Regions from separate parts of the Mus musculus genome. Here region 1 is linked to region 2. The links are chromatin loops, found by intact Hi-C in ENCODE. Cell type or tissue: left cerebral cortex. All regions are shown on one strand.

Evidence for each region. A loop is a pair of places that touch in the nucleus more often than their neighbours do. Peaks named below come from ENCODE experiments on the same cell type or tissue, not always from the same donor. Only the 100,000 strongest peaks of a DNase experiment are listed, where the experiment ranks them.
Region 1: a loop joins it to region 2, with 6 times the contacts of the local background. A loop is called at or near these places in 2 of 42 quality-filtered maps.

Annotation. Positions count from the first base shown.
Region 1 is chr14:29,764,673-29,772,672 of GRCm38, forward strand. No RefSeq gene overlaps it. Among named protein-coding and RNA genes, the nearest start is that of Gm35281, 28 kb to the right of the region's middle. In left cerebral cortex, no CTCF peak of the experiment used is centred here; a DNase peak (open chromatin) is centred at 5,000.
Region 2 is chr14:29,861,878-29,869,877 of GRCm38, forward strand. No RefSeq gene overlaps it. Among named protein-coding and RNA genes, the nearest start is that of Gm35281, 69 kb to the left of the region's middle. In left cerebral cortex, no CTCF peak of the experiment used is centred here; DNase peaks (open chromatin) are centred at 1,400, 1,616, 4,790 and 5,187; H3K27ac peaks cover 5,640 bases.

The sequences.
Region 1 (8,000 bases), 97 kb before region 2:
GATCCTATTTTGATAAGATCCAGGGGAGCTATCTGTGTTTTCCCACAGAATGAAGACAACCCATTTTGGATACCAGAAAGACTCACCCGAAAAATCCAGACTGACCAAGGGAATACTGATGTCCCTCGTCTTGGTGATGTCCAGGGCGTCAATAATAAAGAGAGAGCAGCGTTGGGGGATAATGTCGACATTTCCACTCCCAATGACGGTGATGTATAATGCTCAAGTATTCTGCTTTTTTACCACTAACTAGGAACTGGGTTTAGCCTTGATTCAGACAGCCTTGGCTCTGTCTGGACAGGTCCAGACGACTGACACCATTAACACTTTGTCAGCCTCAGTGACTACAGTCATAGATAAACAGGCCTCAGCTAATGTCATGATACAGGGTGGTCTCATGCTGGTTAATCAACTCATAGATCTTGTCCAGAAACAACTAGATGTATTATGGCAAATAGCTCAGCTGGGGTGTAAACAAAAGTTTCCGGGATTGTGTGTTACTTCCATTCAGTATGAGAATTTTACTAGGGCAGCTAATTTGTCAAAAAGTCTTTTTCAGTATATGTTACAGAATCGGACGGCTGAATTTGAACAGATCCTTCGGGAATTGAGACTTCAGGTCAACTCCACGCGCTTGGACCTGTCCCTGACCAAAGGATTACCCAATTGGATCTCCTCAGCATTTCCCTTCTTTAAAGAATGGGTGGGATTGATATTATTTGGAGATACACTTTGCTGTGGATTAGTGTTGCTTCTTTGATTGGTCTGTAAGCTTAAGGCCCAAACTAGGAGAGACAAGGTGGTTATTGCCCAGGCGCTTGCAGGACTAGAACATGGAGCTTCCCCTGATATATCTATGCTTAGGCAATAGGTCGCTGGCCACTCAGCTCTTATATCCCATGAGGCTAGTCTCATTGCACGGGATAGAGTGAGTGTGCTTCAGCAGCCCGAGAGAGTTGCACGGCTAAGCACTGCAATAGAAGGGCTCTGCGGCATAAAATGAGCCTATTCTAGGGAGACATGTCATCTTTCAAGAAGGTTGAGTGTTCAAGTGTCCTTCCCCCAGGAAAAACAACACGGGACCAGACCAGGACCCCTCTGGGTGATGAGCCTGGGAGGAGGTTATGTGTACGGCTCCTTTACCTACACACTGGGGATTTGACCTCTATCTCCACTCTCATTAATATGGGTGGCCTATTGCTCTTATTAAAAGAAAAGGGGGAGATGTTGGGAGCCGCCCCCACATTCGCCGTCACAAGATGGCGCTGACATCCTGTGTTCTAAGTGGTAAACAAATAATCTGCGCATGTGCCAAGGGTATTTTACCACTACTTGTACTCTGCCTTTCCCGTGACGTCAGCTCGGCCATGGGCTGCAGCCAATCAGGGAGTGATGCGTCCTAAGCGAAGGATAACTCCTCCTTAAAGGGGACGGGGTTTCCGCCATTCTCTCTCTGGCTCTGGCGCCTGCTTGCTTGCTCCTAAAGATGTAAACAATAGAGCTCTTGCTTGCGCTTTTGCGCTCTGCGCGCTGGCGCTCTGGCTCCTAAAGATGTTTAGAAGGGGGCTTTCGCTTTTGGGGCTGGGGGTTTTGCGCTCCTGACTCCCGAAGATGTAAGCAATAAAGTTTTGCCGCAGAAGATTCTGGTTTGTTGTGTTCTTTCCTGGCCGGTCGTGAGAACGCGAGTAAGATAATTTCCCTCAAAAGAGTGGAATGTCACAAAAGTAGCAATGACTGTGTTACTTGGTTATATGTTGCTGTGACCAAGTTACATGACAGAAACCACCAAAGGAGGTTCCATAGGATTCAGGTCACTTGCATCCATATTGCTGGGTCCAAACATGGCTGAATAGAGGAGCATCTTCATGAAGAACAAGAATCAGGATGGATATGGCCGTGCTCCTTTCCTTCAATCCATTCAGTTCCCGAGTCCTTGGAGGGCACGTGCCCATACTCTGGGTCTGTCTCCCATCCCCAGTCAACCCTCTCAGGAAAGCCCCCACAATCATACCCAAACCTACGTGGCTCTAAACCCAGTCAGGTTGAAAATGAAGATTAACCATCATAAGTGCTCATTTGAATTTCTAATCTTCCCCCGTTCCCCTAAGTAACGTGGAATTCTGTTCTGAATTTCTGAGATAAACCAGCGTTGTAGGTTTTTAAAAGTTAATCCATCACGACACCAGGGACTGGTTTGACCAAGGTAGAGAGGGAAAGAAGAAAAATGTAAACACAGAGAGTCAGAAAAACTAGGACCAGGTGGGGTGGCCTCTGATAGAGAGGCTACAACACCTGCAGAGTATTTGTTATATACAAACAGGAAGGTGGGGTTATTGCATATAGCTGAACAAGGAGGCAGGTTTATTGAATACTGATAAACAGGGAGAGAGGGCTATTAGATACAGCTGAAAAGGAGACAGGTTTAGCTCATCTTGGTAGGAGCAGTCTTCAGACCAAAACACCTAGGCCGAGCGACCATTTTTTGCACATTCTGGCAACACTCACCCTTACATCCATGGAAGGCTTTCCCAAGTCTCTGGACCTCCCCCAGGGAAGGCTTTGCTGCTGGAATGGGGTGATGCTGCAAGGTTCTTAACATTGTTGAACCTGTATCAAGGATGCACAACCACTCATTCTTTCCCTACTACATCTCATTGCCGGGAGTGAATGAGTGACAAGTGAGCAAGTGGGCTAACTGGTTGGAACGAAGTGGTCCCTACCTCACCGTGTTCATAGTACAGTGAAGTCCTCTCCCCTGAATGTGGCCTGGACCTAGTGAATTGCCTCTAAGGCACTAAATGTGAAAGTGAAGAGGTGTGTCTCCAGAAACTAACCTACAAAAGGCCAGCCAGGGCCTGCTCCTCTGCTGTCTCTCACCTGTTCTTATTAAGCCGGGTGCCACATTTCTAGCTGCCCTATCAGAAGGCCTACATAGTAAAGAGCTAGCGGTGTTCTCTAGCCAATAGCCCGTGAAGGACTAAGGCCCAGGCCAACATCCCACTGGAAGCTTCACCGTTCTCATTATTACATGTATTTGATGTACATGGTAATCGGTGCTTTCCAGTCCAGCCCTAAGATGACTGTAGCCTTGGACTCCAAAGCAAAGAGTCCAGTTAAACTGGTCCTGACTTCCTGACTCCCAGCACTCTGAAATGTAAAATGTCTTTCCTTTTCATTTGAAGGGTGGCTTAACTCAGTACACAGCAGTATTTAATACACTAACCAATAAACGGATGCCTGGCCAAGCATGGCTCCCAGGGATGTAGAAGGAATTATATACCCTAACTAGACCATATAAAAAACACACAATCTAGCTATTTTATTATAAGTTCTGAGCCTAGATTGGGCAGATTTTGAACTATTCTAACTTACATCCCAGTTATAAGGCCCTTGTTACTGGCTGTTTCTTCTAGCCATGTGCTCATGGTCCGTCTCCTCTCATGGCGGCTTTCTTGGTCTCCTTTCTTCTTCTCCCTCTTTACCGTGACCCCTAGCCAAGTAACTAAAACCCCATCCACCTCAATCCTAGGCTTTTTAGTGACTAGTTAACTTGGGGAGTGAGCTTACATAGCACGGTGCATAACAAGGTTACACATCAAGTAACTACTTGGTGTACATGAGGATCTTCTCATGGGGGGCAGGCAACTGGATCTTGGGGCCCAGTATTTAGCATCTGAATACATAGTAGCACGAGACCAACCCCAACACATGGGCCCATTCATATTGTAACTTCAGGGGCCTATGCAGCAGCTCTGAAGTAGCATATATATGTTCATCCAGACAGCAGCTAGGCAATTGGGCACCATGGCAATGGGTCCAGGAGTTGGCAGGCAATGTTGAATTAATCTTTAGGGTTGAATTCTCCCACACCAGCACCCTAATAGACCTACTAGATTTTGCTGAGGAATGGGTTTTAAGTAGATAGTGTTGAGCAAGGCTGTCCCTAAACTTCGATAGGAACTGAGGCCACAAATGGAAGCCTGTAAATTACAGGCTGGCTGGGCAGTGGTGGAGCACACCTTTAATCCCAGCACTTGGGAGGCAGAGGCAGGCGGATTTCTGATTTTGAAGCCAGCCTGGTCTACAGAGTGAGTTCCAGGACAGCCAGGGCTACACAGAGAAACCCTGTCTCAAAAACCAAAACCAAACCAAAACAAAACAAAACAAAAAAGTTACAGGCTGGGTAGGTGGCTCAGTTGGTAAAGCACCTACCATGCAAGCATGAGAGGACCAGAGTTTCAATCCCCAGCACCCACTTAAAAAGCCAGGCACAGTGGGATGTGGCTGGAATCCTAGGGCTGGGGAGACAGACGTAGGAGGATCCCTGGGACTAGCTGGCCAATCAGCCTAGCCAGAGAGCTCCATGTTCAGTTGAGTGACCTTGTTTAAAAATATAATGTGGAAGGCATGTGGTGTTATCTTCTGTTCCTGCAACACACAAATACCCATGCAACACATCATGGACACAGGGGGGGGGGGAGGGAGGGGGAGGGGGAAAGGGAGAGGAAGAGGGGAAGGGAGATGCCTAGCTATACATTCAACAGGTCTGATGTGGTTTCGAGTTCATCCATCTAAAACACAGGTATAGTTGGTCTCAATGCAAACGTACACTCATTCCCTATAGAATTACGTATTCATCTCTGAGCACTAAAAATATAGGTACCTTAAATAAGAGACAGATTCATGCCAACCCAATGTTTCCATAGGCTGCTACTCTGTTGTTCATAACATACAGAAACAGACTCTATGGCAGAAGGGCTATGTTACCTTTCTAGAAAAAAAGAAAAACCCACAGTATGAAACTATCATTCTGCTTAGCATCCAGGTATTCAACATACAATGAATGAAAACATATTCAAGCTTAGATTAAAACTCTAAGGTCTCTTTGTTCGGGATGTGTGACATATGGGCAAATGTGTAAGTTTTCACTGACTGTAATATTCATGGAATATCTGACTAATGTCTTTCTCCTCCATGGCGTTCTCCCAGGCACTGAGTCTATTTTCTATTCCAGGACCAAGCACAACGGCAGGAGCCTAACGCCTCTATAAATACACACTCAAATTGAATGCCCCTAAATGTAGGCACAGTGCCCCACTCTGAAAGCTTGGTAGCTTAATGAATCCTTCATTTTTTTTCCCACAGGAGGAACTTATTAAAATGAGCAGTGGATGAAGAATTGGAGCTCATAAACTCCCCCCTGGTTCCTGTGCTAACTCTGTGGCCTTGGGCAAGTCACTAACCTCTCTGGGCTTCCTTAGTTTTCTCTCTTTAACATCATTTACTTCTATTGCTCTGCCCACTTCATACAGTTGCTCTTGAGGTCACAAATGCTATGAATGAGTCATTTGTATTATGTGGATGACATCATCTTCAGCCCCAGTAGGACACAGGCCTGTGTGTTCAGGGATTTTAGACTGTCTTGACTGACAGTTCCATGTTCCTCTATATGTTGGCAACTCAATAGCAACTGAATAAACTAACTGTATTCAAGGATTGCCATGGAGTCCAGTATCAAAGCAACTCACACCATGACCTTGAGGTGACCACCCCAAAAGGCCAGAGGCAGGCAAATCCATACCTCTGGTAGACCTTTCAAAACATGACCTTTCTAGAACCTCCCACAATAATCATTTCTATCACCTCCACTTTTGATGCAGACATGGAACCATTGCCTTGCAGTTGAGGCACACCCAAAGGATGCCTATGAGGAAGATGAAAATATTATTAAAATAATTTTCTTTCCATCCTTCCTGCTTCTCAATGTGGGGAGCCGCCCTCACATTCGCTGTTGCAAGATGGCGCTGACATCCTGTGTTCTAAGTGGTAAACATAATCTGCACACGTGCAGGGGCAGTTTTCCCGCCATGTGTTCTGCCTTTCTCGTGATGACAACTGGGCCGATGGGCTGCAGCCAATCAGGGAGTAATACGTCCTAGGCGGAGGATAATTCTCCTTAAAAGGGACGGGGTTTTGCCATTCTTTTTCTCTCTCTTCTCTTGCTTTCTTGTTCTTGTTCTTTCTCTTGCTCTGGCTCTTGCTTCTCTCTCTTGCACTCTTGCTCTCTTGCTCTCTTGCTCCTAAAGATGTAAGCAATAAAGCTTTTGCCGCAGAAGATTCTGGTTTGCTGCGTCTTTCCTGGCCGGTCTCGTGAACGCGTGTAAGAGTTGGTGCTGAGACCCGGGACGAGAAGACCTGGGACGAGAAAACCCGGACGGAAACTACCATCACACCGGCGCAAGGAAGATCCCTCATTCCGGAACCAGAACTGCGGGTCATGGTAATGAAGTGTTCCCGTAAAACAGACTGTTGAGAAGGATTCAACTGCGTGGATTCAGAACTCTTCAGCTGGGGAACGGTGGTAATGAAGTGTTCCCGCAAAACAGACTGTTGAGAAGGATTCAACTGCGTGAATTCAGAACTCTTCAGCTGGGGAACAGGGTACCCGTAAGTATAGCTTTGCAAGGTACATCTGGCCTTGAACTTTCTAATGAAATTCAAGACAGTCTATCAGAAGTAAAGTGGGAAATAGCTTTACAAGGTAAGTCTGGCCTTGAACTTTCTAATGAAATTCAAGACAGTCTATCAGAAGTAAAGTGGGAAATAGCTTTACAAGGTATGTTTGGCCTTGAACTTTTTCTAGTGTTAGGAGCCTTTTTGTTCCTTTTCACATGTTATCAAGCGGTTAAGGCAGGGCTGAAAATTCTGGATGAAATTCAGGGCAATCTATCAGAAGTAAAGCGGGGAGAGAGAGTAGGAGCAAAGAGGAAATATGGTTCACAAAATAAGTATACAGGCCTTTCCACGGGTCTTGAACCTGAGGAAAAGTTTAGGTCAGGTAAGAATACCTGGGGAGAGATTAGAAGGAAGGAGAAGGAAAAAGAAAAGAAAAAAGATCAATCAGCGGAGGTTTCTAGGAGAAGGAGCCTATACTCATCACTAGATGAGCTCAAGGAGCCAGTTCTTAGTAGTTCTGAATCAGATGAAAAGGCTATTAGGGCCTGGAAGGCACTCTCCCGAGCAGGTGAAGCCACTGGACAACTAACAAAGATCGTCCAGAGACCTCAGGAGTCATTCTCAGATTTTGTGGCCAGAATGACAAAGGCAGCAGAGCGTATTTTTGGAGATTCAGAGCAAGCCGCACCTCTGGTAGAACAGCTCATTTATGAGCAAGCCACACAGGAGTGCCGAGCGGCCATAGCCCCAAGAAAGAACAAAGGTTTACAAGACTGGCTTAGGGTTTGTCGGGAGCTTGGGGGACCTCTCATTATGCGTTACTTCCATTCAGTATGAGAAATTTACTAGGGCAGCTAATTTGTCAAAAAGTCTTTCTCAGTATATGTTACAGAATTGGATGGCTGAATTTGAACACACTTCGGGAATTGAGACTTGCCATCATTCAGGTCAACTCCATGCGCTTGGACCTGTCCCTGACCAAAGGATTACCCAATTGGATCTCCTCAGCATTTTCCTTCTTTAAAGAATGGATATGGGTGGGATTATTTGGAGATACACTTTGCTGTGGATTAGTGTTGCTTCTCTGGTTGGTCTGTAAGCTTAAGGCCCAAACTAGGAGAGACAAGGTGGTTATTGCCCAGGCACTTGCAGCTCTAGAACATGGTGCTTCCCCTGATATATCTATGCTTAAGCAATAGGTCGCTGGCCATTCAGCTCTTGCACCCCACGAGGCTAGTCTCATTGCACGGGATAGAGTGAGTTTGCTTCAGCAGCCCGAGAGAGTTGCACGGCTAAGCACTGCAGTAGAAGGGCTCTGCGGCACATATGAGCCTATTCTAGGGAGACATGTCATCTTTCAAGAAGGCTGAGTGTCCAAGTGTCCTTCTCCCCAGGAAAAACGACACGGGAGCAGGTCAGGGTTGCTCTGGGTAAAAGCCTGTGAGCCTAAGAGCTAATCCTGTACATGGCTCCTTTACCTGCACACTGGGGATTTGACCTCTATCTCCACTCTCATTAATATGGGTGGCCTATTGCTCTTATTA
Region 2 (8,000 bases):
GTTTGAGAACTACTGTGCTAAAGGAACATAAAAATAACATAATCCCTTATGACATTCTGCTATACTCATAAATCACTGTTTTGCGCAGCTATTATAAAGATGCTTCCTCCTGCAGTAGATGGGAACAAATGCAGAGATTCCCAACTAGACAGTGTGCAGAGAGAGAGAGAGAGAGAGAGAGAGAGAGAGAGAGAGAGAGAGAGACCTTGGAATGCTCAGTCATAAATGAGATATGTCCATCAACTCCTTTTCCTCAGACTCAGGGAACTCTGTGGAAGAGAAGCAAATGGAAGACAGAAGACATCAGACAAATGAGGCACAGATCTAAGCCAGCTGGGTCCCAGTGCTGAGAGGGGTCATAGGCAGAAGCCCCGCCCCTAACCTAGAAGCTGTCTCCAGCTGATAACTTATCATAAAGGAAAAATTAGGTTCCTTCCAAGAGTCTCACTGGGTATTCAAACCACATTTTAAGGTCAGGCCTTATGACCAGCAGACAATGGTCAACCCAAAAGGAAGTCAGTGGTATTCTTAGAGGTTTCTGTGTCTCAAAATGCTTGGTCTGGGCATCTTTCTGTACTTACCTTATATATTATGGTTTCTGATTTTATTTTTATGGGTTTTCTGCGTGTGTGAATGTGCGTGTCTTTGGGTCTGTATATGATTCTTATGCTTTTTCTTTCGCTCTTTTCCTGTTTATTTTGTCCTAGTCTGATATTTGTGTGTTTGTTTATAATGGCTGTTTGTTTTCTAATGAGAGAGAGAAAGAAAGGGTGTGGATTTGGGTGAGAGGAAGATGGGGGTCTGGAAGGAGTTGAAGGAATAAAACAGTCAGAATATATTCTATGGAAAAATTCATTTGTAATAAAAAATAAAATAAGAAGATGCCCCAGGGCCTAGTCACCTTCTAGTGGGCTCTACCTCTTAAAGATGCGACCCTTCTACATAGTCCCGGGTTGCACACAAGAGGTTTCACACTTCCAGCACAGAAACCTTTAGGGATCGGCCCCATCAACAGAGCGGGCCTGCTTGATGCTTGCCCTGTTCTCTTCTCCCAGTGTTCCGCTTCGAAAGCTTAACCTTTCACTGCTCAAAGCCACTCTTTCAGCTATCACTTAGATGACAAGTCCTCAGATGACATCATTAGGTCCAGGGTACACTTGTCCCAAGTCAGGAGACTGCTGAGAATCCAGTGGCCTAGACAGAACTCAACACACAGGTGTCCAATTATCATGGAAATAACAAGTCATTTATAACCACAGAGGCAGGAAGATGTATACAGCACAGGTCTGCAAAGGACCTACATCTCCACTCAAGGAAGACTGCCTTTTATGCAATTAAAATGAGCTTTCCATCTGTCTAAAGACCACTTACATAAGCATCCCCCCACCTTCTCTGCCCCCACAGGTCCTTCATCCCTGCTTCGAGCCATGTTTCTCTGCTTGTGAATGCCAGGCCAATGGCCACTGCCTGTACAACTCTATGCAGCCCAGGGCCAGCTGCTAAGGAGAGAAGGCCCCTAGCAGGTCACTTGCCTTAGAGAGGATGGCTTGCTTTGCCACTTTCTGAGCCTAGGAGATGTGGAAAGCAGGCTCTCACCATTCTCCTAGTGTCTGAAAGTCCATCTTGGGAACATGTCTCTAAGCAGCGTCGTCAGAAGGGGTAAATGAATGAGGTCCTGTGAACGTCAAGAGAGGGAGGAGTTGAGTCCATTTGAGCAAGTCCACTTCGTCATCCTTTCTGCAAAGAGACCTGCCCTGAGTATGTCTACATCCTTGCTTCTAGGAGTGCTCTTCCCTGTGCGTGCATTAGCACGGTTTCATCTGAAACCCACTTTGAGCAGTTTAGAGGCACAGTAAAGCCTTCCTGCTCCTGTGCTTGCCCATCTGTGAGAGGCCACATGAGTGACAAAGAAACTCACTGGCTGCCCAGGCTGAATTTTGCTGGGATCTTCCTTTGGTGTCTTGGAACGTTATAAGGAAAAGACAATTTGTTTATATCCCTTCAGGGAAGGAGTTTTGGCAACAATTGCTTACCTATTAGATTAAAGAAAACAATGTACACAAGAAAGCTGGCTTCAGCCTCCACCTCACAGAGAGCAGCCCATTTTGCAAACTTTTCTGTCGTGACTGCTCAGTTCCCTCTTACTAGACTGTGGTGCTTGGAATGCAAGCACTAGGCTGACTCCAGTCAGTAAGCTTGTGCCAGCTACACCACAGGTGCTCAATATATATATTTGTTGAATTAATGATCAGATGTAAGCCTGAGTCCACAGCACTAAAGCCATCTTTCCTTCCTCTATCTCTCCCTCCCTCCCTCCCTTCCTTCTTCCCTCCCTCCCTTCTTCCCTCCCTTCCCTCCCTCCCTCCCTCCCTTCCTCCCTTCCCTCCCTCCCTCCCTCCCTCCCTCCCTCCCTCCCTCCCTCCCTTCCTTCCTTCCTTCCTTCCTTCCTTTCATACTATAGATTGAACCTACAGCCCAGGTGCGCACTAGGCAAACATTCTACCACTCAGCTATATCTCCAGCCCTTTTTCATTCTTAAACTTCTTATTTTTAAGTTAAGTTTCCTAGGCTAGCCTTAAACTCACTCTGTAGTTCAGGCTGGCCCTGAATGATTCACCTGCCTTGGTCTCCTAAGTAGCTGGGATTGCAAGCCTACACCATCGGACCTAGCTATTCATTCATTCATTCACTCATTTATCTAGTCACTGTTTTGTGGCATTTTGTAGAGCTCTTCTGTTTTAGGCAAGTGCTCTACCACTGAGCCACATTTCCAGCCTCATGTCATATTTATGTGGTAATTTGTTTAGGCCACAGCCCCAGGTATTTGAGAAAACATTGCTATATCTAGAAGGCTGTTTTTGGAATGAGACTAACATGGTGGTGGCAAGGGAGAACCTAGATAGAGCCTTGTGTATACTAAACATGAAGTATGCCCTTAGCCTCCAAGATAAACACTTAGATGGGTGGACTCTGAGTAAAGAAAAGTATCCTCCATAGCATGGGTGTCTCATCCAAGCAGAAGTAGGCCTTAACTGGACCAAGATTGGCCTCCCCTGACTGAAAGCAAATGCTTTTACACACTGTCTTTGAACCTGAAGTGTAATTCTTCCTGGTGTTTGTCTTAACCCACTGTACAGAATTTAGACTTAGCACACATCTCCAGAATTCCATAGAACAATTCTTAAGGAAAGCTCTTAGCTAGAGTGACACACACCCGTATCCCCAGTCCTGAGGAGGCTGAGACCAGAAGATCCACAGCTCAAGACCAGCCTGTGCTTAGAAATACTAATACAGAACTGAATGTGTCAAGCTTAACTTTACAGTCTGGTCTTCACATTTCTCAGAAGAAAAGTTGGGGTGGAGGTGGGGCTGTGGGGCTGGAGAACTGGGGTCTAGGAGGTTGGGGATAAGTGGCTAGGGACTTGGGGGTGTAACTCAGTAGTTATAGCACTTGCCTAACCATGGGCACAGCTTAGCTAGGTTCTATCCCAGCATTGCAAAACTAATACATTTCTATATAAATACACATCCTGTTGGTTCTGTTTCCATGGAGAGCCCTATCTTATACAGCATCTAGTCGGTTAATAAGGAAATAGCTAACAGGGTATATATTTGCCCTCCTTAGCCTGGAAACAAGAGTAATGCCAGCCTCATAACTCATGTATGACCTTAAATAGCCAGAGTCACACCCATTTAGACCAACTCACTCGCCTGACTCACACACATTCTTGAACCGTTAAAAACCATGAGTCCTACTTCATGAGAATGGGACATTGAGGTTCATAAAGATAAGTTAACTTTCCCAAGTTTACACCTGATAGTAGTAAAGTACAAAACTGACCCAAATTCCTCACCTCTCCCTGATTTCAAGCTCTTCTGCCACATTTTAAGTCCATCTACTCCAATGCAAATGCCTATGTGATCTGTTTTAGCCAATGGGGTACAAGCAAATGCGTTGTGAGCAATGGGTATGTGATGGAGTCTATGCTTACCCTCAGTTCTGTCTTGCATGAGCATGGCCTGAATAGCCTGCTTGCAATGGGGAGATAGTCGGGCTAGACTCCAAGCATCCCCTATGCCCACCCCCAAGAAATGCAAGAGATCTCAATCTGAAAGAGCAGAGCTGTCTGGCTGAACAACCCCACACTGCTCTGTGTGACCTAGAGTTTGACTCCATGATATTGACTCTAGCTGGGTTCTCACATCTCAGCACACTGACCAGGCCTGCCTTCCTGCTCGGTCTGGGCTCTTCTGGCCACATCAGGGAATAGAAATGTCACAAGAAGGTATGTCCTACAGTTAAAACAAAACTTTTAATATGTCATGAAGAAGTCCCTTTGTAGTTTTACCACAAAAAAAAAAAATATAAGAAGCATTTTTTTTTTTGTCATGGGGTACTCAATAAACAGCAGACTAAGCACAGGAACCAGGCATGTCCCAGAAAAGTGGGGTTTGGCAACAGGGGGAAAAAAATGAGATTTAAAAAAAAATCTTGATATTTAAAAAAATAAGCACTGAAGTAGTCATGCTAACTTTTTTAGAATTCCTTATGTTACTCTATGGTTTGGGCTTTTCAGAATGAGCATCACACCTAAAGAGGTAGGTGTGGTTCTAGAATCAGCTTCAGTTCTGTGGCCCCCTAGTAGGCCAGTGCACCTGACAGGACCAGTACATGAGCTGCCTGGAGAGACCAGGTCTATGATCAGCCCAGTAGCCATGAGAGAGCAGAGCATGCAGGGAGGGCAAGGAGATCTGGGGGTGGAGGGGACACCCAGGGACACCCAAGGGAAAAGAACTGGGCTCCTGCAATCTGTTTCCTTCTGCCTGTGAATCATCTACATCCACACTCCCTCACAACCAGCACATTACATAAATAATGTACAAAATGAGCAAATCTCCACCACCGCCATAGATGAACTTGACCTTGAGCTATCACAGAGGAGCCAGGGGATGGACTTGGGGGGGCTGGGGCCTCTCCAGAAGGGCAAGGTCTGCTTGACTTCTCCACATCGCTAATGGCTTTTTAGAAGCAGTCACCTTGGAGGCCAAGTGTTTAGGAAACCATCTTCAATGTCAATTTCTCACCCAGTAAAATCTCTGAGGAGGGGAAAAAAAAATCAAAGTAGGCTTGCACACTAACAAGAACAAGGAACACTGAGCAATCTATTGCTGAGGACTTGGAACGATGGTGGCATCCAACTTTGGGTGAGAGTGGGTGTAGAAGGAGGATGATTGCTAATTAAATGACCAAAATTGTAAGCGATGAGCTCTTTTGAAAACTCTGGGAGCCAGCATCTTGATGTGCTTCCGCTGAAAGCCTTCAAAGGCTATGGAAAATATCATGGCCACAGTGAACGACGAACAGACATCAACTTGCTCCCTAGAGATCAAGCATGGATACAAGTAGGAGAAACAGCTCACAGCCAGGTTAGGTAACAAGAAGGAGGAATGGAAAACAGGAGAGGTGTAAGGAACAGTGATGGTTAGGGCCGGCGCTGTGCACCAGCAGCAGCAGCAGCATCTCACAGTCCTCCAGACAGCCCCATGAGGCCACTGCTGTCACTCCCACTATATAGCCACTATATAGATGAAAGAACTCTGCACTTAGGCAGCGTGCCTGAGATCAGTCAGCCAAGGGTGCCTGACCCAAACTCTTGGCCTAAGGCTTCGTCTCCTCCTGACTCCTGTCAAGCTACTTACAATAAGGAGTATCTGGACATTTCCCATCTGGGTAAAAGCGGCTCGAGTTGCAAAGTCCTTCACTTTGTATCAACACAGGAAATGATTGTTCTCAAAGTACAACATTTATTTCTGAAATGAGCTTTAGCTAGCAGAGTCAGCCTTAGTCTGCCTTAAATGAACACCACGTGAATTTGTTTTAGTGGAGAGTGCTTCCTCCACAACCCCCTCCCAGATGTTCTTTCTTTCTCCTCCTCCTCCCCTCCTCTCCCTCCTCTTCTTCTTCCTCCTCCTCCCCTTCTCTTCCTCCTCCCCCTCCTCTTCCTCCTCCTGCTTCTTCCTCATCATCTTCTTCTCCCAGTTTTTGTTGATGTTTTCTTGTTGAGACAGGATCTTGCTATATAGCACAGCATAGCCTTGAACCAGCAATCCACTTGCCTTCACTCTCCAGTGTTGGGATTATACCAAGTACTTAAGGACTCCTTCTTAGAAATGTTAGCGTCTGGTCCTTTATTCAGCATCTGTCTTAATTACTTTTCTACTGTTGGGACAAAACACCATGACCAAGGCAACTTAAAGAAGGTGCTTTGTTTTGTTTTGTTTTGTTTTGTTTTGTTTTTGTTTCGAGCAATTTCAGAGAGACAAGAGCCTACCATGACAGAGAAACATGGCAGCAAGCAACAGGCCTAGCAGTTGGAGCAGGAAGCTGAGTGTTCACATCTTAGGCTGTAAGGACAAAGCAGAGAGCTCACTTCAAAGGAGAGTTTAGTCTTTAAACTCTCAAAGGCCACCCCCAGCAATGAACTTCCTCAAGCCTCCCCAAATACTGCCAACAACTGGTAAACACATATCCAAGATTACTGGGCACATTCAAACCATGCCCTTAGAACCACCACAGCGCCCATTCATTATGTTGGAAAATACTATTGAGAACCTACTAAGTTCTAGGCACATGCTGGTTTTTCGGATTGAGCAGAAGAGATCCCTGCCCTAAAGGGGCTCAGAGTCTATATATGAGACTGTTAAGGACTGGCCATTCAGAATCCAGTTTCCTGAGTGTCAAAACAGATACATGACACAAAGGAAAAACAAGCAAGGAAAGCCGTGTTAGAGCCAACAGTATTCCAAATAGGGGAAAAACTGAGAAAAACTCTCTAAAACCAGAAAGGAGATGAGGGCACCCACTTTCTCCAATTTTATTCATTAAAGTACGTGTAATCATAGGTAGAAAAATAAGACAAGATGTAGAAATGCGAATAGGAAAGGAAGAAGTCAAGTTATTCTGATCTGCAGGCAACGTAATCCTGTAAGCTGGTAAACACACAAAGATTGAGAGAGAGAAAAGAGACAGACAGACTGACTGACAGACAAGCATCACAGAGACACAAAGACATGAAGACACAGAGTGACATTAATTAAGTAGGTATTTCTTGAAGAAATTAAAAATCAGGGGATGTTTTACGAAATGTTCCACATCCTTAGCCTCAGGGAAATGGAAAGTAAAACACAGAGGCTGGACAGAGTAGGGTATGTCTTTAATCCCAGCACTCAGGAGGCAGAGGCAGGTGAATCACTTTAAGTACAGGGTCAGCCTTATCTACATAATGAGTTCTAGGCCACCCACCGGTATATAATGAGCCCTTGTCTCCAAAACAAAAGTAGAAACTTTATCTCCTTCCAGTCTTAATGGGTGGCATTAAGAAAGCAGCAAATGCTGATAAGGATGGGGAGACAGGGAGCCTAATTTATTGCTGATGGGGATGTGAACTGGTGAACTGGTGTAAGCACTGTGGAAATCAGAAGGGGGTTCCTTAAAAAACTAAAAATAGAGCTACCTAATCCATACACACCTGTCCTGGCTGTTTACCTGAAGGATTTAAATCAGCACAGCACAGAGATATTTCAAAGTCATGTTTGTTGCGGCTTTATTTTCAATAACCAAGATATGAAACCTGGCTTGATGTTTAGATTCACCAAATGATGAAGAAAATGTGGCATATATACACACAATAGAGTTTTATCTAGCCATAAAAAAAAAAAAAAAAAAAAAAAAGTCACGTAAGCAAATGGATGGGACTGGAGATCATTATGTTAATCAAAGTTAGCCAGACTGGGGAAGACAAGTATCACGTCTTCTTTCACGTTCAGATTTTAGATTTAAATTTATGTAGATGTGTACATATGTAAGACATAAAAGCGGAACGGGACTGTGGAGATGTTGGGAGCAAGAGAAGAGGGAAAAGGAAGGCTAGGGCGACCCAAAGCTGAGGGGGCGGGATAGGTAGAGAGCTACAAGGGAGGGGGAGTCAAAGCAAAACACA